3 separate regions of the Mus musculus genome follow, and regions 2 and 3 are each linked to region 1. Evidence: chromatin loops called from intact Hi-C (ENCODE). Cell type or tissue: left cerebral cortex. All regions are shown on one strand.

Region 1 (8,000 bases):
CATCCCCCTTGTCCTCCGGCCTTTTTGAGAGATGGAAACTGCTGCTCTGAGGGACAGGAGAAGATAGAAAGAGTCGGAGAGATTCAGAGTCAAAGAGAAACCCAAGACAGAGGCAAAGCAGAGCGCTGGTGAGCCTCTGCCACCAACCCCCAGCCCCCAGCCCTGCATCCAGACACTCCCTCTCCACTCCCACTTCTGCATAGTGTCTGCAAGTGCAGAAGAGAGCACACCAACATCTTCTGAGCCTCCTAAGGTGGTCAAGTCAGGTGTTCAACTTGAGCGCTCCACTCCCTAACAGAACAACCCATCCCCACCTTCAGGGGAACAGAGGCAACTGCTCAGAGATATCAGAGCAGCCTGGTCCCTCTCACACAGCCCCTAGGAGCATACTCTCTCTGTCTCTGTCTCTCCATCTCTTTGTCTCTCTCTGTTTCTCCATCCCTCCCTCCCTCCTTCCTCCCTCTTCCTCATGCCCCACTGCCAGGGTGAGAGGGCTCATTACCCACCCACTCACGGACTCAGGTCCAAAGTTGACTGAGAGCAACAAAGGTTGAGTCAGAGGCCTGCTGGGCACTGCCATGGAGGGAGGTAACAGATGGTAGTGCCAGCCCATGCTGCTGCCCAAGCCACCCGCTCAGCATCCCCACAGTCCCCAGAGGTGGTTGGTAATGTTAGGACCCTCCTCGGTCAGTCTCCTGGAAGCATCCTTGCTGGAAGAAACATCAGGCTCAGGCAGCTTGCTGTGAGTAGGGAAGGGGTGGGGGACACCTGAGTGCAGGGCAAACCAGGAGTTTAGGTCTTATTGGCAAAGCCCCGCTCACCTGGCCTTCTTCCGTCAGGCTTCGGGCAAAAGTCAGCAGGGTGCCCATCAACTACCCCATGACCTCTGCCCCTACCACTTCTCTAAATCCCATTGCCCATCTGACCCTGACAACCTTGGGATTTGGAGACTGGGTCTGGCAGGGACCTACCACCCTTGACTGTTTTCTTTCTGTTCTTAGGGAGAGTTCTCGCCACCTTCCAGTCCAGTGGTGGGCTGTGACCTGCTCTGAGTGGGGTAGCCTCATCCAGGAGCAGAGTTGCTACTCGTCTGGGGATGAGAGATAGTATGTCTCTAAGAGACTTTTTCAGAGTAAGCACACAGAGCTAGCCAGGGTGACAAATGGAGTCTCCAGCTCCTGAGCTCCAGAGAAACCTCTGAGCTGTCTGTCATGCTCAGGGAGTCAGGTCGGGTCCCTCTGGGTTTAGGGATGGGGAAGGAGAGGTATCTGACCTGCCACTGTGGTTGCCATGGGAACCACAGTGAGGCTGGGCTGAGAAAGTTCTCCATGTGACTGGTTATTGTGATGAGCCAGGCAAGCTTGAGGAGAAGGGAGAAGGGGCTGAAGCAATCTTTTGCCCTAAGAAAAGCGATACCCTGGAAAACAGACGAGAAAAGGCATTTCTCAGACTCCAAATCCTGGCTGCCTTGCAAGTTGAAGAGTAGGGAGGGTCCAACCCTATCACAGCACACATACACACACAAACATACTCTCTCTCTCTCTCTCTCTCTCTCTCTCTCTCTCTCTCACACACACACACACACACACACACACACATACTTACACAATCACTCTGTGTGTGTGTGTGTGTGTGTGTGTGTGTGTGTGTGTGTATACAACCTTGGTTATCATTTCCATTTCCTAGGTTTTTGGGGGGTTGGGGAGGGACAGGTCACTGGCCTGAGACTCACCATGTGATCTAGGCTGGACAGCCAGAGTAAGCCCTGGGGATCAGTTTCTACCTTCCTAGACACTTGGATTATAAGAGTGTTCTACCATGACTAGCACTTTTTTAATAGCACTTTTATTTTTAGTTATGTGCGTGTGTGCATAAACCACGTGTGTGCAGGTGCCATAGAGCTCAGACAAGGGCAGATGCCCTGAAGCTGGAGTTACGTGTGGTTGTGAACTGCTTGGTGTAGGTGCTGGGAGCAGCAAGTGTCTTAAACTGCTGAGTCATCTCTCCAGCCCCTAGCATTTTTTTAAAATGTGGGTCCTGGGATTGGACTCAGTCCTTACCCTTACAAGATGAACACTTTACTGACTGAACCATCTTCCCAGCTCTTTAGCACGCTTTGCCAACAGCCATGTGGCTTTCCAAGGAGGCAGAGAGAATGAAGTTCCTATGTTTCTCTACTCACAGGCTTTTCCTCTGCCTCCTGTTTTCTTTGAAGCTGGGAGAGAACCTGCTGTCTTGGGACGGGGTAATGATACAGAAACCAAGAAGGCAAAGCCAGGTCCTTTGGGCAGCAGCAGCTTGACTCTTGACTGGATCTCTTCTTGGAATTACTGGCATCTGGAAAGATCAGGGGCTGATAGAAGCTGATGGTGGGAAGAGGAAAAAGGATCAGGGATGAGGGTGTGGGATCATCCCCAGAAAGTGAGAGGAGGTGACAGCAGCCAAGGTATTCAGGGGGGAGGGGCAGAGACTGGCTTTTCCCATTGAGGCCAGTGGTGGCCAGTGGTGCCCTTACCAGCAGTGTGGACACTGCCCACCCTTGTGAGAGAGACAGCTGCCCTTCCAGGTGAGGATGGTTCCTGTTCTCCATAGGTACAGAAGACCGACATGAGTGATCCCCAAGTAGAGTATCCTTTGTCTTCCATGCTTCCATTCCCAATGGGGACAGATATAAATAAGCCCAGAATGCTGTCTGCGGAGACCATGGTGGACAAGTTACTCCTGTACAGCTTACTCTGGTGGCTTTGTTATAAAGGAAGGTTCCAGATGCAGAGACAATGAGGCTAGATCCTGCTTGTGCTGTGTATTAACTGTGTGGTCTCAGCCAAGTCAGAGTCTCAGAGCCTCAGTTTCCCCACCTGACCATGAGGATCCTGAAGTGTTGGGAATTCAGCTTGTGACCTCAACTCTTAAAGTGCTGGATAAATATTAGCTGTCGTTCATTCGAATACAAATGAGATTTTTATCCCCTTTGTCCAAGTTAACTTTAGATAGGGTTTTTTTTTTAAGCATACTTTTATTACTTTCAAGAGCACACAGTGACACCTATTGGGTGACTCCGGTATTGGCAGGAACGTGGGGATGCCTGTGACAGTCAAGGATGACAAAGATAATCTTCTGCATGTGAAGAGGAAATAGCTGGGATGAGAGCCTCAGCACTGAACAGCCAGTTTGTAGCCTTTGGAAGGTCAACGATGCAGACGTGTTAACAGGACTTCCACTTTACAAATGAACATACTGCCTTGCTATATCACCAAAAGGACTTAAGATTTTTTCCCAAGTTTTATATATATCTATATAAACTATGATAGTATTTCCTAAAATATTTGTGAAAACTTAATGATACACATCTGTAATTGTATTGTTCTACATTTTATTGAACTTCTTGAGGTTTCATTTCATGATGTAACGACCCTGAAATAGCTCAAGTGCATAAACTACTGATGTAGTGGTCTACTGTATATAACATCTAATACATAGTACAGCCAGTCACGAGAGGTTTCGTTTGGTTAATGGAACATTTAAGATTTGTGTCTTGAACACTTTGCCAAATTTTACATCAAATGCAAAAAAAAATAACACAAGAAAATGAAAAAAAAAAAAGACATCTCTCTGCATCTGTCTTCAAAGGCGCTTCTCGGATACTGGAAGGTTTGTCTGTCTGCATGGCTCCCATGAGGCGCTGTGACTTTTATTTGCTGATGGGGCTCTTAACTGAGCTCCAGTGCTCAACCATGAGCCTGATTATCACCGACCTGGCACAAAAGAGGAGAGAGATCTTAGAGAAGGCCCAGTCCACAGGCATGGTCAGAGAAAACAGAGACTGAGAGCCCAAGGACTGTCCCCTTAGTACAGAGCAGCAGAGAACCAGGCACAGAATGGTTCACAGCCTGGATGATGGTCGCCTGGGGTTCTTGAGTCACCCACCCAAACCCTGGGTTACCTGCTTCTCCACAAGGTCTCCTAGAGGCCACAACAGAAGATTCCTCCATACCCACTGAATTCCATGCATGCCTTCCTCCCAGAAAGGTACAGTTATCAGTGTGGACATGGCTGCCCAGAGAGACCATACTTTCCAGCCTGAGATTCCTAACAATGGGATCTGAGCAGAAAAGGTGTGTGCCTCATCCAAGCCAGTGCCTTTAAGACAACAGGTCTGTTTCTGTCTTGCTTTATTTTCCCCTCTGCCTGCCTATAGCCATGGCTGAACCCAGACTTAACTATAGAGACACTGCTAACTCCCTAGGGGACGACAAATGTCCCTAAACCTCCAGATGACTCTGCTATTCCTGTGGAGAAGGTGGCCTTTGCAGAGACACAAAAGCAGATCTCTACTTGTTATGGCAACTGAGTTAAATCCATAGAGAAGGTATAATGATGGATGAATAACCTCCTTAAGGTGGTATGCCACAGCAGCCTTCTTGGGGAAAATGCTGTTTAACTTTGGAACTTGACTGAAAAGGGAATTAGGACTGTGGGAGGGATCTGAGTGTGGATGGTGCCCTAGAGAAGGCACAGTAGGCGATGGGATAAAAGTTGGATGGGTGTAGAGTAACAAGAATCATAGCACGACGGGAGGGGAACGGGGCAGGAATGGAGACTTGAGATTTCTTTCCCGAATGGACCTTGTCTGGTGTTCCATTACATGAAAGGCAGCTATTGCAGTGGTCCAAGCCATGGTGAAGCCTCTGACCCAAGAAGTGCTATTAGTCAAGGAGGGCCGGCAGATGTGCCAGGGTCTCTTGTAGAACTCAAAGGACGCACTGGATTTGGGGGTGCAGAGGACTGTGAAAGGTGACCCCTGGAGGTTCCTGTAACAACTTGCCTGAAAACGAGCCATAGCTGGAGCAGATGGTGCATTGGGGGAGCTGCAGGGGTGACAGCTGCAGGGGCTACCAGGTAACAACATCATCTGCCCCTTCAAATGAGCTTGGGCCACGGAGGATGCGGACTTGGAGAAGACTGCCTCTGAAAAAAAAAATAAAAAAGAATAACCTGTGTGTCCATGGAGGGAGGACAGGCTAAATAAAGCAAGAGCTGTTCTATAACAGACACATGGGTAACCATGGTGCTCTGCAAATTAGTAAGCTCCCACCTCCAACCCAGCACAAAGCAAAGAAGCACGGGGCAGAACGGCAGACACGGGCTGCCACCATTGCGTACGACTGAAGGAAACACACGGATTTAAGCACACAAACACAGAGCATAAATAGTTTTCCTCCAGCGTAAACACGCTGTATCTGGAAGAACACACAAAGGACAGCAGCCCTGGCTGCCTCCAGGAAGGGGAACTGGGACAGAGGGCGACCTTTAACTCTGCGTCCTTTTGGTGCTTGTTTTTGAATGTGTCAACTGCAAAGAAGCATTAGCTGTTCAATAATGAATAATTCTCATTAATAACTCCAACCGAGAGATGGAGGAGCTGCTTGCTGCCTAGAATGCAGACCCAAGAGCGGCTGTCAGGGGCAGCTGTACTGATAAGCCCCTTCGTGCTTCCCCACCTAGCCCTCCTCACACCTGTCCCAGTGCAGATGGCTCTAGATTTTTGCCCTCCTGCCTTAAACCCTGAGGTAAAGTAAACTGAGACCAGTCCAGTTGCATAGTTTTCATTGTTGCTATTGTCTATTTCATATTGCATATGAAAAGAAAACATTGTTTTACTTTCTTGAAGGCAAATAATACACAGACACACAGACACAGACACACACACACACACACACACACACACACACACACACACACAATCAGTTCCACAGTAGCTGATGGCTTCAGTCAACCCACACCAAGGTCAGAATCCCAAGTCCACATAGTGTGTGCTGAATACAGTTGTATCTTTCATATGACAGCTTCTTCAAAGTGCCTTTGGGTGAACCCAGTGGAGGCAGAGCCAGAAGAGAACTTTACATATACATACTCCATCTGAGGGACCCCAGTGGGTTGTCCTTGAGGGCCCTGTGTGCAGACCCAAGATCTCTGAGGAAGCAGATAGGAGACAGGCACAGAGGCTACCTCCTGAGAGCACCAATCTCCTGGGGAGGGGACACCCCAAAGAGAGAGGAGGCACAAGTGTCCCATTGCAAGAGACATGCCAGAAAGAGACATTCCAGATGAGGGCTGTGGTCAAGAGCAGATGCTGAGAGCTCAGAGGAAGCCCAGAAAGGGGAAACGAATGGGCATAGCTGTTTCACGCCCCTGGCCTCTGTGGCTGCTGAGACTGAGGTTCAAGGAGATGGCTGAGGCTCCAGGGAAACCTAGTGGACGGAGCCAGATTTGAGCCAGGTCAAGCCTGTGCTCACACACAGCATATCCTAAGAAGAGCAAGTGGGGATGCGTCTCCCTCCAAGTCAGATGTGGGCCTGGGGAAGAGGGGGAACCCAGGCAATCATTTCATGCACAGGCATGCCTGGCAGCTCGTTGGCATTTTATAAGAGGGTGATAACCCTGGGAAGGTCAGTTGTCTTCTGGGTCACACAGCTAGTGAGTGCCAGAAGTTCAGTTCCAGCCTAGGCAAGGCAGCCTCTGGAACTTGTTCTCTGGCTGCACTCTCCCAAGAGAGCTGGGTTCCATGTTGAATGGGCTGCCTGTCAGCTGTGTTCAGAGGATCAAAACCAACCCAGCCAGAGTGGATGAATTAAATTTGGGGGCAGAGAAGGAAGGGGTTGAAAGGTGTGTGTGTGTGTGTGTGTGTGTGTGTGTGTGTGTGTGTGTGTGTGTGCTCATGGGCAAGCATACATGTGTACAGGTGTATATGAAGATCATGGAAGAATCTCAGGTGTTCCTCCACTGCCTTCTACTTGTTGCTTGAGACAGAGTGCTGTAGAATGTGGACCTCTGGGAGAAAACACATCATCTTCCTGAGATCGGCTGTGTCTGCCTGCAGAGCCCATTGCCACAGGGCTTGCTGACAGTTGCCATTCCCTCACAGAAGCTGGGCATGGGGGGGGGGGGACTGGTTGTTGAACCCTAACTTGAGACTCCAGCCATTCTTCCCAGTCATTGATATGTAGTTCTACCCTAGTCACATAGGGCTCCTGGTCTCAGGAGGTGCTGGAGCATACAAACCGGGGCAGGTCAACAGAATAGACTCCACCTATGTGGCTGAGGCAGAGCTGTGCTGGGTGAAGAGTTTCCAGTGTGGCTGCTTTGGATTTTCCCATGATCCTATAAGGATCACTGGTTCACTGGGTGAACTTGGGTGGAAGGGTACTTCAGTTTACTGTCTGGACCTTATAAGGAAGGGACAAATGCTGTTTACATCTCCCTGGGGAAGGAATTCTGGAAACACAGTGTCTCTCGTTGACTTGGAAATTCACCAAGGAAGATCTGCTCACTGGCCAGCGAGCTCCAGGGATCCACCAGCCTCTCTTTCACACCGTGCCATCTCTGGGATTATAGATTACCAGTGTATGCCACTACACTAAGCTTTGTCGCCTCAGTGATGAGGACTGAACTCAAGCCCTCCTTTTTGTGAGGAGAGTGCCTTACTTGACTAAGCCATCTCCTCAGGCCTAGAAAGTTCTTGATGTGACTAGTTTCTAGGCTTGTCAGGACAATTCCGAAGTCACTGCTACAGGTCTCTGCTGGACACATTTCTGAGGGCCCTGAGTGTGGGTCCTGCACACTCCAGATATTTGTGGAAACAGGAGAATTTCTATCTTCATTGTTGACCTCAGGCAGATGGGAAAGAAAGAAAATACTGGAAAGTGCTGAGAGGCGCCTAGCATTTCTCACATGAAGACAAACAATATTGACAGCAAGAGATGACATCTCTAGCCCTGTGCCATCTCACATGTAATCACAGTGATGTGGACACCTGAGCTCTCCCAGACCCCAGCTGCCTGAATGTTCCTGCTGGGTTGGGGTGGAAGCAGGCAGGCTAGTTTATGGAATTGGCTAACGGCACACTTCTGTGGGTGACAGTCAGTTGACCAGTGATGAGAATATCATGCTGGCCTTATACCTAGCTCTCTCTGCTTCCTGTTTTGGGTAGTACACTGGGA
Region 2 (8,000 bases), 140 kb before region 1:
CCATCTTTTTCCTACATGCAGTGGACCGTCCACAGAGAGTACAAGAACACACGGGCATGAGAGCTTGTGTCTGGCAAGATCCAGTGGCTTCAGGTCATCAGGAGCCCATAAACCATACAAATGGATATTTGATAGAAACATAATTCTGGGCTCTGAGGGCCTTCGCCGGCCCTGTGGTGAAATACAGCTGCTGTCTGACCTCTGGGAGGATAAATCTGCCCGGAGCTCTCCAGCCTGAGTCCTGGAAGCCCCTGGTAGGCTGCTTCACTGGAGGGGTGCATGCACTCAGCATGGCTGTTAATGCTCGGGCAGAGCTCCAGGACTCCACGGGCAGCCTGGCCATAGCTGCTCTCCTGCCCCATGTGCAACTTGGTGCTGTCCTGGTGCCCTAGGGCTGCCTGGAATGACCTGAAGCCAGTGCCAAGAGGAAGGCAGAGCTGCCTCTCGCTGCCTTCTAGTCCTTGTTAAAAGAATGCCAGGGAAGGAGAGATGGCTCAGCTGGTAAAGACACTTGTCATCAAGCCTGATGATCTGAATTTGGTCCCTGTGACCTGTTGTGTCTGGCCAGCAGACCACAACCTGGGTTCTAGCCTGGAAAGGCATTTTGGAAACCTGGAAGAGAAGAGGGGCTAGGTGGCGAGAGAAAGAAATGTAGCCAAGACAGTTATTCTGATCAAAGCTCAAATTTTATTGTTGCGACACTAGTTATGAAGGAAGGGGGAGGGTACCCGATTCCCGCCGAATAATCTCTGGTCCAGTAGAAAGGTGCACGTGTGTGGCTCCGCAGGTTCCAGCAGTGGGCGTGGCAGAACGAATGAGCAGGAAGCTCCACCCCTGAGCAAGCAGGTTTCAGGCTGGGGGAGGGGAGACTACATTTCCTCCCTTTTATTAACAAAATTAAAAAAAAAGAAAAAGCTGGCCTGAGAGGGGAAAAATTATCTATGCTCAATAGTTCTGCCTGGAATCTAGGGCTAAAGAAAAAACCTGCTTCCCTGGGATTCTTTAACTTTTCTTATGGTAAACTGTATCTGGCTTAAGACTGTCCTTTCTTATCTTAGTAAACAACTAACTGAAAAGCCTGGAGCTGCAGGCTCTGACTTTATGATGCTAATTAGTACTTGGTAGGTAACTTTCTAGTTGAATTTTAAGTAGGGCGTTGGAACTCTGGCTAAGTTTGACTGAACAAATTTGAAATACACTATAATAAGAATAACACTAAGTTGATATTCCTCCGCATTTTTGGATGATAGGTGGGAAACAGGGAGAAGGGGTTCTGTAGTACAAGGCCAATTGGCTTTTTTATTTGGGTGGGAGACAGTGAAGGGCTTGCCCTTTCAATAGTACGGTCTCCAATCTCTCTCCCCCCCTATTAATTAAGTTAAATACGGCAACGCTTAACTGAGGTGATCAAATGATTTTCTCATCCATAGATGAGTGGGCTTTTAACCTTGGCTTGGGTGGACATTGACCCGATTCCTCCCGTGGGTACTGTTAAGACCCACACCTGTGGCTCTCAGTATCTTTTGGGGAGGGGAGGCAGAGCCGAAAATATTTTTGGTTTTTAGCCAAAATTTGATACCAACCTCTTTCAAACCGGGTTTATCTCACAGGAAACTCAGAAATGGTCAAGCTGGACCTTCCCCTGCAGTAGCTCTCTGCACCAAGCGATACCCATACTGAATTTGTACGATCACAAACCAGTATGTACAGTTCTGAGTGCTGTGCAGCTCCTAAAGGAGAATTATCAACCTCAGATTTAGCAAGGCCTCAGCAATAATTATGTCATTAGTAACACCACGATTTGTGGCTAAAATAGGAGCTGGAAGTCGTTCCTCTTCATCCCTGTTTTTTTCACAGCCTAAGGAGCTAAGGACACATTGCAGTAACAGCAAGGGTGAAAAGCCAGAGGTCAGCTAAGGGACCAAGCCTGTCTATCAAAATAAAAACCAATCTTTATTAATATAGAAATAGCTACTTTTCTAGCCCTCTTGGTAAACCTAATTTTTAGCTCAGACTGAAAGCCACGTGCTGGAAATGTCCTGAGAATGGAGATAACAGCTGCCACCTGTGTGCTCTAGGGGGGCGGGGATGCACATCTGCTGGTCCGGCTCGAGAATGTTGATTTACCTGCTTGAAAGACAAAATCTCGACAGTGAGAAAGTAGGAAAGCAGAACTTCTTTTGGGGAAGTCCAGGTACTTTATTCAAATGCAAATTGTAAAGCTGAGGCTAGTCTTCGGCCTCCTGTCGGGAGGTTTCAGGCTGGGGGAGGGGAGACTACAGTGACCCAAATAGTGGAAGGAGAGAATCACAAGTCGCCCTCTGACCGCCAAACACACACACACACACACACACACACACACACACACACACACACACACACACACAGAGAGAGAGAGAGAGAGAGAGAGAGAGAGAGAGAGAGAGAGAGAGAGAGGCATGAAATACATATATAACTATACTTAAGGGGAAAAGTTAGGACAGCATAATAGCTGCCAGCATGAGCAAGGGCCATAGACATGGAGAGAATATAGCTATGGAATTTTAGCCCTTGACCTTGGGGTGGTTAGTTGCGTACCAGCTTCAGAGTTAGCAGCCTTAGCCACTAGCGTGCACTAATATCAGTCCTTCCCTCCTTGGGCTTCAGGGAGGAGAAGCATGTGATTGTGCCTGTCACAGAGTCCCTGCTCCGGGGAGGTCAGCCATTATGAGGGCATACTGGTAATTTGACTGTAGAGTGATCAGTGGTGGCATAGGGGTGTGGCTCAGTGGGTGGTGTGCTTGTTTAGCATGGACTTGATCCTCACCACCACATACAAACTGGCTGTAAAGGCCAGTCTGTCCTGCACACTCCTGCACTCTGGAGGTGGGGGTAGGAAAAACAGAAGCCTAAGCTCCTCCTGTTATGTAATAAACTCGAAGCCAACTTGGACCTTGAGAGATCCTATCTCAAAATAAATGAATGAATAAATGAATACGGATTAGATGAGGGAGAATCAAAACAGAATCCAGGCTGGAAACAATGCCAGAGACATAACCTATAAAGCCTGCTTCCTGGTCACCGACTACCTTTAGCTAGGTTCTCACCTCCTAAAAGCTCCACAAGTCCCCCCAAACAGCACCACTAGCCAGCATGTTCAAATGCAGGTGTTCGTCAGGGACATTTTGCATTTAAATCTCCCAGTGTCAGGAAAGCATGGGAAAGGCTATTTGCTTGTTTGCCTTGGGAAAGGCACTTTTCCTTCCTCTCTTTTCTAGTCTGTTATACCCGGACCATTCGTTCCAAGGGGGCAGAGCCTGTCTCAGAAGCCCTGGGCAGCAGCAGGGAGTTGGCAGGAGAGCAAGCGATCCCTTTCTCCTGCTTTATCCCTTTATGGTTTAAATGTCTCACCTCCAAAGTTCAGGTATTGATACTTAATAGCCAACATGACAGTCTTCTCAATTAGCTGGGATTGAAGGGTTGGCAAAAGTTTGAGGCCAGCCTGGGCTATATAGTAAGGAGTCTTCCTCCTAGAAGAGGCTCCATGAGGCACAGGGTTCTCTTTCTCTTCTGCATTTCTCATGATAGCACAAGATGGTAACCCCACTCCAATGATGAAGCCTCAAACACCATCTTGTAAGAGGAGTGCAGGTGTCACCAGACAAGCCTGCTTGATTTTAGACTTTCCAGCCTCTCGAAGGTCTGGGGATGAAGGTCAAAGCATGGCACCAGATGACACAACTTTTGGTGGCAGGTTATGAAGCACAGCTCCTGACTCTTTGTAAAGGGCTCTTTACCATTATCTCCACTTTATCATCTCCCCCCAACTGGCCTTACAATTATAGATGCCCCCGTGAGAGTTGATTGCCATCTTGTAGATCACATTACCAAGTGGGTTTTGGAGTCCAGAATAGGACAGACATTGCCCATCCCAATATCCTGCATCTAGCAAGTGGAGGGTATAGGTAAGACCATGGTACTGGTCAGTTTGGTTCCTCCCTGCCGTAGGTCTCTGTGCAACCAATTCAGGAGCTAGCTTGTCACAGCCTGGAGGTTATTTCCATAGACAACTGTTCTTGGCCTAAACACCTTCCAAAAAAATCCTGGCCAGCGAAGCAGACAGACATCTGTCACTGGCATAGCAATGAGGTTACAGAACTGAAACGAAAAGCTCTGGTATCCACTTTAAACAGCTCAGAAGACTGGGCAGGAAAAGCAACCGCTTTCAATGGCTTGCAGAACAGAGCAGGAGAAACATTTCAGCACCCAGGACAGCTCCACAAGGCCGTAGCTCCTCCACAGAACAGCTAGGTGATCCCTAGCACATTTGGAAAGACATCTGAGCTTACTTAATTAACCTCCAAGGGTTGGGGTAGACAGCCACAGGTTGACTGACAAGAACCCAAGTGTTTTCAGAAGCAAGTTGTGATTTGATTTTTTAAAAATTTATTTCCACTTTTAAGGTAGGGTCTCATGTGGTTCAGGCTGGCCCCAAATTTGCTATAAGGCTAAGAATGATGTTGAACGTCTGATCATCCTGTTGTCACCGCTGGAGTGTTGGGATTACAGGTGTGCACTACCACACCCAGTTTCTGTGATTCTGGAGACCGAACTCAGGACTCTCTGCAGGCTAGGCAAGCACTCTACCAACTGAGCTCCACCACCACCCCCATGTTCCCAAAGCAATTTAAGATGAAGGAGGTGCCTAGCAGCACCAGAAGGAATGAGCCAGTTATTTTAGAATGTGTTTAAATGTTGGTACGCCTCTTCTATCCACAGTAAGAAAAGAAGAGGGAGGGAACAGGAGGAGGCAGGATGGAGCAAAATGGGCAGAAAAGAGAAGGACTCTGGAGAAAGGGTGTGAAGGGGCAGATGAAGGCTAAAGAAAAGGAAGCAGGGTGAGGGGCTGGGATAAGGGAAGTTCCTCAGCTACTGTGAAACTTCCACCGGGCTCTCTCACAGGGAAGGATGAGTAGGTTAACTGCTTCTCAAGTGCTTTGAGCACCGTGAGCTCCTGAAGCTACACTCAGATTAGACCCACTAGAATAGTCTGTTAGAAAAAAATCCACCCCTGCAACCATCAGAACAGATTTTAGGGAGGCCAAAATGGGTTTAGCCAGAGTCTGTGGTTCTTCATTTCTGATCCTGACAAGCAGATCCATAGAGGACAGATGTCCTCTGGCCACTTGTTGTAGACATAATGTAAAGAGTGCCCTGCTGGGCCAGTCAGTGCTGCACAGACCAGGTTTAGCATCTCCGTGTGCCAGCAGAGAACCTGGGCAGGTCCCATCACCGAGGCCCCAGTCTATCAATGTGAAGGGCTCAGTGGCACTCAGCGGGCTCTAGTTAAAAAGGTAGGAAGGTGTGAAACACCCCCACAAACAATTTCATCAAGATAATTAAAGTTTAAAAGCTTAAAGGCATTAAGCTTCTGAATCAGGGGAGAGCTGATTCATGTGTGATACCTCATGGCCCACAGGAGCCGGACAGTAAGGCGTGTGCGATCAGCCAAAAGGCTGATGCTATTACAGTGAATTATAATGAATTAATCTGAGCCGTAAAACATAATAATGTTGCAATGTTGTATGAAAAGGAATTCATATTCGGAGTTCTGTCACAGACAGGCATGGTGCCAAGGCTTTACAAGCTCTGATAGACTGGATTTCTGCCCAGCAGATAGCTGCTTCCCTCTCCCCTGAGCCCACGCCTTCACCCTTGCCCCATTGCAGGATCCAAGTCGAGTGACTTGGCTTGGCCAACCGAAAGTAGGTGAGATTGATATTGGCCAAGTGTGGAGCCCAAACCTGGAGAGGCTGTATGGATTAATACAGCGACCTCATCATGAGGTGGTCAGCCCCTTTGTGGATCCCCACATGAGTACAGAGTCTGTATCCTGAAGTAGAGATGCCTGGAAGAAGCTGGCATAGATCACAAGATACTTGTAAGACCTCTGCATTCAAAGATAAGTGTTTGGGAGCTAGAGACATGGCTCAGTCAGAAAAGAGGTAGTTGGCCAGATTAGTGGGAAAGGTGAGTTTGCAGTTCAGTGAAAGACCCTATCTCTCAAGGCCATAAGATAGAGAGGTATAGAGGAAGGCACCCATCATCCTACTGTAAGCACCATATGTTCATGTGCATGCAATAAATACATACACCATACATACATGTATACACTCAGAAAATAAGTACTTATTGTTGGCAGCCACTGGGCAAAAACTCAAAGGGTCTTTTATTTTCCACAGAAACTACTAAATACAACACACACTGTCTGATCTTACCCCCTCCCCCAGTGCATTCTGTGAAGAGTCCCACACATCTCCACGTGTGTGGGTCTCAAGGCCACAGAGTGGGGAGGGCAAGTGGTTGGTCCCATGCAGAGCTGGAGGAACTGCCTGGGCTCTGTGGGGCAGGTAAGGTCACATGTGTGGTGGCATCAGGCTGAGGAGCCAGCCCTCCTTGTTACCTCTCTGGTCCTTCCACTGGCTCAGGCTGGGGTAGGGGTGGAATGCAGGGAGAGCTATGAAGCTCCTTTCAAAGAGCCAGCAGGAGCTCCCCACCCCGCGGTTACTGGAAAAGGTCACCCTTGGCGATTCAGCCCACAGAACAATGACATTTCAAGGATCAAAGAAAAGGTTAAAATATTCCTATAAATCTATTCTTGGGACTTTTAAGTATTTCCAATGTAAAGGGAAAATGTCATTTCTTTTTCCCCTTACAGTGGTGGAGGGTGGGTTGCTGGGAATGGAAGTGGATGGGTTTGTCAGCAAAGGATGGAAGGAAGGGAGGAAGGCTTCACTCCAGGACTTTCCACGTGGAAATGAAGGTGCGGTTAACCTCAAACCTCATTTGTGTTTGGAAATTGAATCTCCAATGGCCCCTGGAAAAGCTTTCCCAGGGGAGAGGTGGGCACTGTAAACTCTAGAGCTGTTCCCTTTCTGAGAATGGCTGATGGGCCAGTGCTCTGGAGACCTCAATGGTGGCAGGACTGGCAGGGATGGGGTGAGGTGGGCAGGGGCAGAGAAGCCCAAATGGCCTGGCAGACCAACCCCTCTGGATTTCAGGTCCTTAAAGGAACTGAAGATTGATTGATTGATTGATTGATTGATTGATTGATTTATAGGGTCTTGTATAGCTCCTGTTGGTTTCAACTAACTGCCCCAGAGGATGACCTTGAACAGCTGACCTTCCTGCTACCACCTCCGCAGTACTTTATCACATGCATGTTCTAACACCACACTCAAGTACTGCTGCGGGTTGGACCTGAGGCTTTGCGCATGCTAGAGAAGCACTTTATCAATAATTGAGTTGCAGCCACAGGTTGAGCTTCTGGTCCTTAGAACTAACTGCCCATGCATTTCTGGGATGAGTTCCAGGCTCCTTCACCCTAGGGCAGCCCATACTGAAGTCCCATCTTCTCCCATATTCCATGTTTGAAGGTGTGATATCGCCTTAAGTTGTATCCTATCTGCCAGGTATTGTAAGTGACTCTTACCCTTCCTGGGACAGTTGGTAAGCTATTTGTGGGGACAAGTATTAAAAGGGACAGGGACATATTGTGGGTGCATGCATAGCATATTTGGGGGTCAGGTGCTAAAAGCAGAGCGGAGAAAGTTTTTGGAAAAGGTTTCCTAGTAGTTTATTTAAGCTGAGGCAGACCCATACGTAGCGCATCTTTTTGTTCAAGACGCAATGTGGGCAAAGGCTTGGGGATCACGGTGCACCACAGGGAGAAGACAGCTTGCTAACAGCACTGCTCTGAGCCAGGCATCCGGGTTGTCTGTGTAGGGGGGCTGCCCCCCACAGTCTCCCAGAAGCTGCTGTTATTCATAGTCCCCAAGCGTCACTCACCTCCCACGGCCCATCAGTCACCCAGCCCTGTCTCATCTGCCTCCCAGACACCTCTCCTCTCTTTCCGCCTCTGCTGTCGCCCACAGCTACCCCACACAGGGACTCAGCATCCTCCAGGGACAGGCTACCAGTCTCTGCAGGAGGTCTCCCTGTGAACAGACTTCCTTCCTCCT
Region 3 (8,000 bases), 330 kb before region 1:
TGATCCACCACGGGGCTGCGGGGAATTGAACCTGGGTCCTCTGCAAGAGCATCAAGTGCTCTCAAACAATGAACCATCTCTCCAGTCCTCAATAGGTGTTTTTCAACACCTCCCAGAAGCAGACCTCCCACGGTGGGTAACCCTTCCTTTTCTCTGTTTTCCCACCCAAAGCCCCTGCTCCTTGTTGCTGGACCCGCGCTGAGTGAAAAATGGTTGATTCTTCAGGTCAAGGATGGACACTAGCTCAAGGGTCCCGGGGACCATGAGGAGGGGGCTGGCAAGGGAGAGCCTTTAGGACAGTCCTTTCCCAAAGGACTTCCAAACTGGACCGAACAAGCAGCTGGGAAATCTGTGTCAATGGCTCCTGCCTTGCTCTCTAGCCTCTACCTTCCCAATCAGGAACCGGGTGCTGGGAACTCAGAGGGGGGAGGGGGAGGGGAGAGAGAGAGAGGAGAAGAGGAAGGGGGAGAGGGGGAGAGAGAAGGAGAGAGGGAGGGAGGGAGGGAGAGAGAGAGAGAGAGAGAGAGAGAGAGAGAGAGAGAGAGAGAGAGAGAGAGAGAGAGAGGTGCCTCCATCCTTGTCTTCCACAGGAGACAGGAACATAAAGAGGCTCTTAAAAATTGGCAGAGATTAGAGGGTAGGAAGGGTGAGGTGGGCCCCAGGCCAGTTAGCCTGGGCTTCCTTGAGTCTGAGCTAGCCTGCCTGATTCTTTCTCCTGTTCCATTGTCTTCTCTTGGTGTTTGGAGGCTGGGAGAGAACTGCTGTGCTCTAGTGCAGCCCCTGGTGCAGAGGACTGTAACTGAGGGCTGGGTCATCTTACAAATCTCTTCCATTAACTTTTTTTTTTTTCTTTTCCTAGATGCCTGCTCTCTGTCCTCAGAGTTGATTTTATAGTACAGACACTAGACCTCTCACCCTGAGAGGCAGCCTGACTGTAAACACATACCACAAACTACCTATCAATCATGCATTGCATAATCACCATCCGTCTTCAGTGTAGAAGGGGCCCTTGTGTGAAGTGCCTAATCTTTCTTCAGAGTGCTCTGTCTACAGCATCAGCAACTTTTTTGATGACCCTCTTACCCAAAGGACAATCTGCCTCAGTGTCCCTCTTGAATCTCAAACCTGAAACCTTTCAGATCAGTGTGGAAGCCCAGGCATAGAGAAGGGTCGCAGTAATGAGGAGGGGCACCAGACCACAGCAGACTTGAGGCTGATGAGAGAAAAGAGAACAAGAGTGTGTGGAGTCACAGATGTATCTAGGCAGGGCCTGAGAGCTCTGAGCAGCAGAGGGGAAATAGAGGGGTTCATGACAGAACAGACACAAGAAGGGGAGACAAAGAAACATATTGGAGGACTAGGAGGGGTGAGAGCCCCAAGTTCAGACATCCGGGGCAGTCAAAGTTGAAACAGCAAGAGAATCTAAGGCATCCCATTTTTCAGATGGGAACGTTGAGGTCTGGTAATCTGGGGATTTAGAGCTCTGAGGAGAGCTGGGATCTTGAAAGGAAGTAAAGCCCCTTTTCTTCCAGGCAGCAAGTCCCAGCTCTGGCCACGACCTTTGCCCTAGCTGATGCTATTTACTAGTGAGGGACTGGACAAGTGGGACACCCGAGTGTCCCTGGTTCTGTGTCAACTAGACACAAGCTAGAGTCATCAAAGAGGGAGGAGCCTCAGTTGAGAAAATGCCTCCATGAGATCCAGCTATAAGGCATTTATTTTCTCAATTAGTGATCAAGAGGGCGAGGGCCCAACCCATTGTGGGTGGTGCCATCCCTGGACTGGTGGTCCTGGGTTCTACAAGAGAGCAGGCTGAGCAAGCCAGGGGAAGCAAACCAGTAAGCAGCACTCTTCTGTGGTGTCTACATCCACTCCTGATGTCAGGATCCCGTCCTGTTTCAGTTCCTGTCCTGACTTCCTTTGGTAATGAACAGAAATGTGGAAGTGTGAACTGAATAAACCCTTTTTTCCCCAAGTTGGTCGTGGTGTTTTGAAATCCTGATTAAGACAATCCCCAACCTCCTATACTCACTAAGTGCTCCTGCATCTTTTCCGCGGTGTTGGGAAGGGGGCAGCTGGGAGGAGCAGGCTAATTGGGGCAGCTGAGAGTGAAGAGGCCCCTGGAGCTGGTCCATCTCCCCTTCAGGCAGACCCAGTTCAGAGGTGAGAAGTCAGAGCCGGGCTCCTGCCCTCCCTTAGGAGGGCTATTCTTGTGATTCGTTTGCTTTATTCTGGGGAGCAGATGATACTGTTCTCCCCATTCTAAAGAGGGAGGGAGAAACTGAGGTGCAGGGAGACAGAGTCTGCAGAGAGGTTTGTTCAAGGTTATATGCAAGCAAAACCAGTTGGTTCAAAGTTTGGCTTGGCTGCCTGTCCCTTTTCTTCCCTAGAGTGCCCTGTTTTGGGGCTAGCCTGGGAAGGTTAGAGGGCCAAGCCCCAGAGGCTGGGCTGAGGAGCCCCTCTTGGCAGTGTAGGAACGTAGATAACCCTACACATACTTCAAACTCAGACTGTCTCTCTTCCTATGGTCTCTTTCTATCCTCCCCCACCCAACACGAACCAAAAGCCCCTTCCGGCCCCTCAGGTGGGATGGGTGGCCCCCCTTCTTCAGCGTGCAGCATCACCAGTTGTCCTGACAGCTGGGCCAACCAAATTATATGCAGGGGACACAGTCACAGCCAACTCTCACACGGCCTGGCATTGGCTGGAATTTGCTAAGTTAGTCTTCTTTATCCCACCTCCTCTGGTGGTGGTGGTGGTGGTGGTGGTGGTGGTGGTGGTGGTGGTGATGGTGGTGAGGGCAGAACCAGGGAAACGCAGTAGGGTGAGACCTGTCTGAAACCGAAACTATGTGGCTTTGTGTAATTTGCTTGAGTGAAGTTGATCACAAAGCAATAGTCTCTGTAAAAACCAAACAAACAAAACCACCAGAACAGCCTCCCAAGCGTTGCCCAAGTTCCGTGAGTTGGAGGCGCCAAGTGGGTTACTAAATGGGGACTGCAAACCCGCCATAGGCAAAGCGGCAGCGCATGCGCTCTCTTTTACGCGCGTCGCAGTTTGTAAATTCTGTGAGCGAATCCTGCCCCAGCTTACCACTGCCCACATTCACAGCCACCGACATGGGAATCTCTTATCTGTGTCTTGTAACGTTGTCATCTGAGCGCTCTATAAGTGATGAAATGGTGGCCCGAAAAACCAATAACTCTGGAAAGAAAGATGCGACTTGACCCTATGAAGACGGCCCGCCCTAATTTCCTGCAGATCCTCAGTGAAATATTTAGTGACAATGTCGAGGGGAAAAAGAAATGGCAGTCTTACAGAAGAAAGATACCACTCCAGGGACCGGTTTATGCGGCCGCGGTTTTGCACAAGGTGCAGCTGCCCTGTGCCTGGAAGGTGGAGGGTGGAGGAGCGAGTTCTCAGGTCCTTTAGGACAGGCAATTAAATTTTTTATTTTTTATTTCTTCGTATGCCTCGTGTTTGTGTGTGCTTGTAGAGGCTATAAGAGGGTGTCGGATGCCCTGGAGCTGGAGTTCCAGATCGTCGTCGTGAGTAGCTCGACGGAAATGTTGAGGGCCGGATTTGGATCTTTTGCAAGAACAGCAAGCTTTCTTAACGGCTGGGCCATCTCTTCAGTCCCAGGCCAGACAATTTTATCTTTGTATGATGCTGGGTCTTAGAGTTTCATCAGTAAAATAGAGTCAGACTGGCTTGGCCCCTGCAGGGTTTTATGTAAAGACAGACACCGTATTTATTAAGTCGGCCCCAAGGGGTCTTCTGACATTAAGCTTATTTTTCTCAGGGGCTTGCAATTCAGACTTAGGTGAGATGATCATTGGGAGACAAGGTCCCACCTTCTCCACCACTTTCTACAGAGCCTCGGGGCTAGTGGTGGACCCATGTAGATAGAGGGGATGAAAAGATTACGCTTGGACACTAAAAAAAGCAGGTGTCATGGGCCCAGCGCCACTGGAGGGCAGCACCAGCACAGAGCTAAAGCCGCCGCCGGCTGGGCAGAGCGGGAGAGATTGCCTGGGCTTTGGGATCCACCAGATATCATGCGCGTCCTCGCCTTTCAGGGACGAGGACACTCAGGTCTTACTTCCATTAAAAGTGCGCCGTCCAGGAGAAGACTAAATCAACATACAAAACAAATTTCCCAAGCAATGTGACGGTTTCATGTCACAAGAAGTATCAGCAGAGAGGGTCAGGGAGGCCTTGTTGGGTGTATATGTGTACCTGTGCATGTGTGTGCATGTTAATTTGCACACATGTGTGCTTCTGTGTGTGTACCTGTGCTTATGTGTGTGTGCCTCTGTGTGTGTGTGTGTGTCGCTGCTGAAATGAGACCTGCATTAGGAAAGCAGCCAGTGATCTGAATATATAGACACTTGTAGATGTTAAGTGGGTTTGCACAGAAACTGGGGAGGAACTGAGGAAACAGAGGGATAGAGAAGCTACGTAATCTACTTGTGGCCACAGAGTCAGTAACTGAGGGATCGTCTGAAAAACCCGAAAACTCACTTTTCATAACTTTGGCTTCCCTTGTCTTTAAGCTCCAAACAGGATGGTGACTACAGATTTTCCCGACTCCCTGTTTCAGACCATAATTCGCTGTAAGAAATAGGGCAGGGATCACTGGGTGGGAGCTAGAACACTCGCCCTCCCCTCCGCAGCCGCGTTTTCTCTCTTTTGACAACCAAGTCCTGGCTCCGTTTTGAATAGCAATGCATTAGGGTCCGGGGACTACTAGAGTGGGAGCGCCGTCTTGTGGACAGTTGTGGAACCACAGGCTCAACTACAAAGGGTCTGGTGGGGCTGAGCCTGGAGGCTAGGGGATTGATTCTAAGGTGTCACCAGTGAGCATGCATGTGTGTGCCTTGTTTTCATTAACAGTACGGGTCAAAGTTCACTTAAATCCACATTCAGAAGTTGATTCTCCTTTCTATGCATCCAGATACCTGCAAACTTCTGTCTCCCAAAGGGGGTTAAACACGACTGTGCCATGGTCACCCAAGGACAGAGACCTGCGAAGTGTCCCCTGAGGGTGCAGATGGTCACTAAGACATGGAGCTGTCCACAGCAAACTCCGAATCCCCTTTCATACTGCCCTCTGGTCCAATTCACAGGCTGGCCATGACTTACTATCCCTGTCCCTCCCAGCTGAGGACACAGAGGCTCAGACAGGAGCCCCTGGAGACCCAGTGAGGCAACACACAGACTATTTTCCTAACAACTGAAGGCAGGGAGGACTTGTTTCTCTCTCTAAAAGGGGATGATATCAGTCAGGAAGGCATGGACAGCTGCCCAGCTCAGCCTGCTTGCCTTTGCCTTACTTTACCTGTTCTGCAGCCCCTCAGCAAGTGAGGGCTCTCAGCTGTAGGGTTCTCTCCTAAGAACAGTTTTTCTCCTAGGGAGATCAGCTGTCATCTCCCAGATGTGGGATGGTGGAATCATGGGAAGATCCAAAGCCGCTGGATGGGGCCGGCATTAATTTTGCAATCACCTCGCTGTGGTGCGCCTAATTGCCTGATAACTGTAATTGAGTCTTGGGGATCACATCAACGGTATTACAGGGAGCGTTTAGGGCCGTTAATGGGAAATGCAGCAATACTTGCCAGACTGTGAGCTCTTTCCTGGAGGCAGGGAGTTGGGGAGCGTAGGGTGGATGAAGGGCAATGGCTAGGCCGCCATGCACCGCATCCCACGTCCCAGCCCTGCCAGTCTACATGGCAGGTGGATTGCTATTTTGCAGATGCAAAAGTAGTGTTTGAAGGCTGAGAGACTCATCTGGTCTTTTTGTACCCAGTGGGGTCTTCATAGAAATGACTTCCAGGCTCTGCTTAGACCCACCAACATGGAACCTGTGCTTTCCCCAACTTTCTCAGCAGACGGACATGTGCCTTGAGAGCCACTGAGTGCCAGTCTAGGCAGTTCACGAATTTGTTGACTGACTGCCTACAAAGGCTCTGTTGCATTGATGATGGCTACGGTGCCCTGTGAGCCTCCCGACCTCTCTCTTGCCAAGGCACAACAGGGAGGGTAGGCACCCTGCATCAGCTGAGGGACCTAGTTCAAGGAAATTCTCTTGAGAAAGATAACATTGTCTGTGGACAAAGGCCCCTTCGGTCCTCCCTGCTGTCCTTGCAGTGGGAGATAGGCTTCCCCTCTGAGCCACCAAGGGCTCTGCCGTCTGTTCTGCTTCTGTCTATGGAAACTGTCCAGCAGTGACAAGCCAGTCAGACCCGAAGGAAGCACCATGCGTGATTTCCCCCTGACTGCCACTTTGAGGGGCGTTTGCCCCATTGGCCATGGCAGCTTCCCCTGGGAGGCTCAGGACGGAGAGTTCACTAAGGCCAGCTGAAGCTTGGAGTTCAGCATGACCCATGACCCACATATTTATGAGAGTGAAAAGAAAAATTGTAGTCAGTGACTGAGCTTTCAGAACTGCTTGTTACACAGCACTGGTGTGATAAACGCTGACCAGTAAAGAACTATTCCTCCCACGGAAGTGGCTCGGCTGGATTCGGACTTTTAGACGTTATCTTTGGATGGGAAAGCAGAGCCAGCCTAAGAGAGAAGGCAGCACGGAAACAGAGCTGAGGTATGGTGATGGTCCTAAGCCTGTTGATGGCTCAGTCTCTGGGCATTTAGCTCTACCTGAGACAGGGCTCTTTCAGTCTCGGGAGCAGAAAGAGGAAACTTCTCTGACTCAAACTAGAAAAGTCGAAAAAGTCCAGAAGCGATGAGCGTTTCGGGTGCAGCTTGATCCAGGCGCTCTTCGCTGGACCTGCGCCTTTGTCTGTCCATCTTGCCTCCCATACAGAGGCTGGCCCCCCTGCTGGAGCATGATGGCTCCCTCCCCCCATTCAGGTCTAACGGCACAGTTTCTCCTGGAAGACAACAGTTAGTAGTAACCATTTATCTTCCTTTTGCCAGGCAAAGCCAGAGGAGAGAACCCTACCACTGTCCTGGCACCTACCGACCTCAGAGGTTGCATTATATAAGGAGTATGTTGGATTTCCTCAGCCAACCAGGCTGTGAGGAGGGCCTCTCCTTGGCCTATAGGGGGCGTCCTAGGCCAAGTAGGAGTACAGGGCCTCAGGAGGGGTGCTACCAAGAGTGTGCTACACTGCTAGGACTGATGCAACACAGGAAGGAATTCTCTTGTATCCTCAAGGGATGGATTCTTGACTCCCATGAATATCTGAAACCACTGACAATAATGAACTCTATGAATGCTATACTCTTCTTCTCTATATACATAGTTGTGGTAAAGTCTAACTTATAAATTAGATACAGAAAGAGACAACAATAATGAATGATGAACTAAGATTGCTATATCAAGTAAAACAAAGATTATTTAGACATAAGCTGTGACACGATAATGTTTATGAGACAACTAAGTGCCTCAGTGTGGCTGCACTGAAGAAAACACAGACCCTATAATACTACGTGTATGTATGTGTGTGTGTGTGTGTGTACACATATAATACTATGATAGTCGATTAGATGACAGAGATAGCTAAGTGCCTAAAAGGTACTGTATACAGTGTGGATATAGTATATAAAACATAAGCCCTGGAGGCTGGAGAGATGGCTTAGTGGTTAAGAACTAACTTAACCACTGCTACTGCTACTCCAGAGGTCCTGAGTTCAATTCCCAACAACCCCATGGTGGCTCACAACCATCTGTAATGGGATCTGATGGTCTTTTCTCGTGTGTCTGAAGAGAGTGGCAGTGTACTCATACACATAAAATAAATAAATAAAGCTTTAAAAACTGATTATGATAGTAAACTTAATAAAAGTCATGGCTAAGTACCTAGTGGGCAGGTAGTATACAGTATGGGCACGCTGCATATAGCATAAGGCTAGTGATACTGTGGAAATCAATCCCATGGCAGAAACAGCGGTGTAACTAACAGGTGGGTAGTGTATACAGTGTAGATACTCTGAGCAAAGGTTGAGAGAGTGGGGCAGGATAAGATTCCATGTTC

Evidence for each region. Peaks named below come from ENCODE experiments on the same cell type or tissue, not always from the same donor. Only the 100,000 strongest peaks of a DNase experiment are listed, where the experiment ranks them.
Region 2: it touches region 1 in a loop (4-fold over the local background); 4 of 42 quality-filtered maps call a loop at or near these places.
Region 3: a loop joins it to region 1, with 13 times the contacts of the local background. A loop is called at or near these places in 23 of 42 quality-filtered maps.

The regions. Positions count from the first base shown.
Region 1 is chr2:92,808,117-92,816,116 of GRCm38, forward strand. The region is part of intron 1 of Gm39880 (a long non-coding RNA gene); the gene reads left to right. Gm32413 (a long non-coding RNA gene) reads left to right here. Exons shown (of 2, transcript XR_374794.3): 2 at 3,072-3,603. Gm13791 (a long non-coding RNA gene) reads right to left here. Exons shown (of 5, transcript XR_001783401.2): 5 at 4,831-4,968. Among named protein-coding and RNA genes, the nearest start is that of Gm32413, 5.2 kb to the left of the region's middle. In left cerebral cortex, a CTCF peak has its summit at 3,051; DNase peaks (open chromatin) are centred at 2,063, 3,046, 3,756, 4,435 and 1 more place; H3K27ac peaks cover 3,955 bases.
Region 2 is chr2:92,667,633-92,675,632 of GRCm38, forward strand. No RefSeq gene overlaps it. Among named protein-coding and RNA genes, the nearest start is that of Gm13816, 71 kb to the right of the region's middle. In left cerebral cortex, no CTCF peak of the experiment used is centred here; DNase peaks (open chromatin) are centred at 2,976, 4,169, 4,700, 5,621 and 1 more place; H3K27ac peaks cover 5,438 bases.
Region 3 is chr2:92,481,835-92,489,834 of GRCm38, forward strand. No RefSeq gene overlaps it. Among named protein-coding and RNA genes, the nearest start is that of Slc35c1, 26 kb to the left of the region's middle. In left cerebral cortex, CTCF peaks have their summits at 3,973 (motif pointing right), 4,778 (motif pointing left) and 7,061 (motif pointing right); DNase peaks (open chromatin) are centred at 3,031, 3,994 and 4,755; H3K4me3 peaks cover 285 bases; H3K27ac peaks cover 219 bases.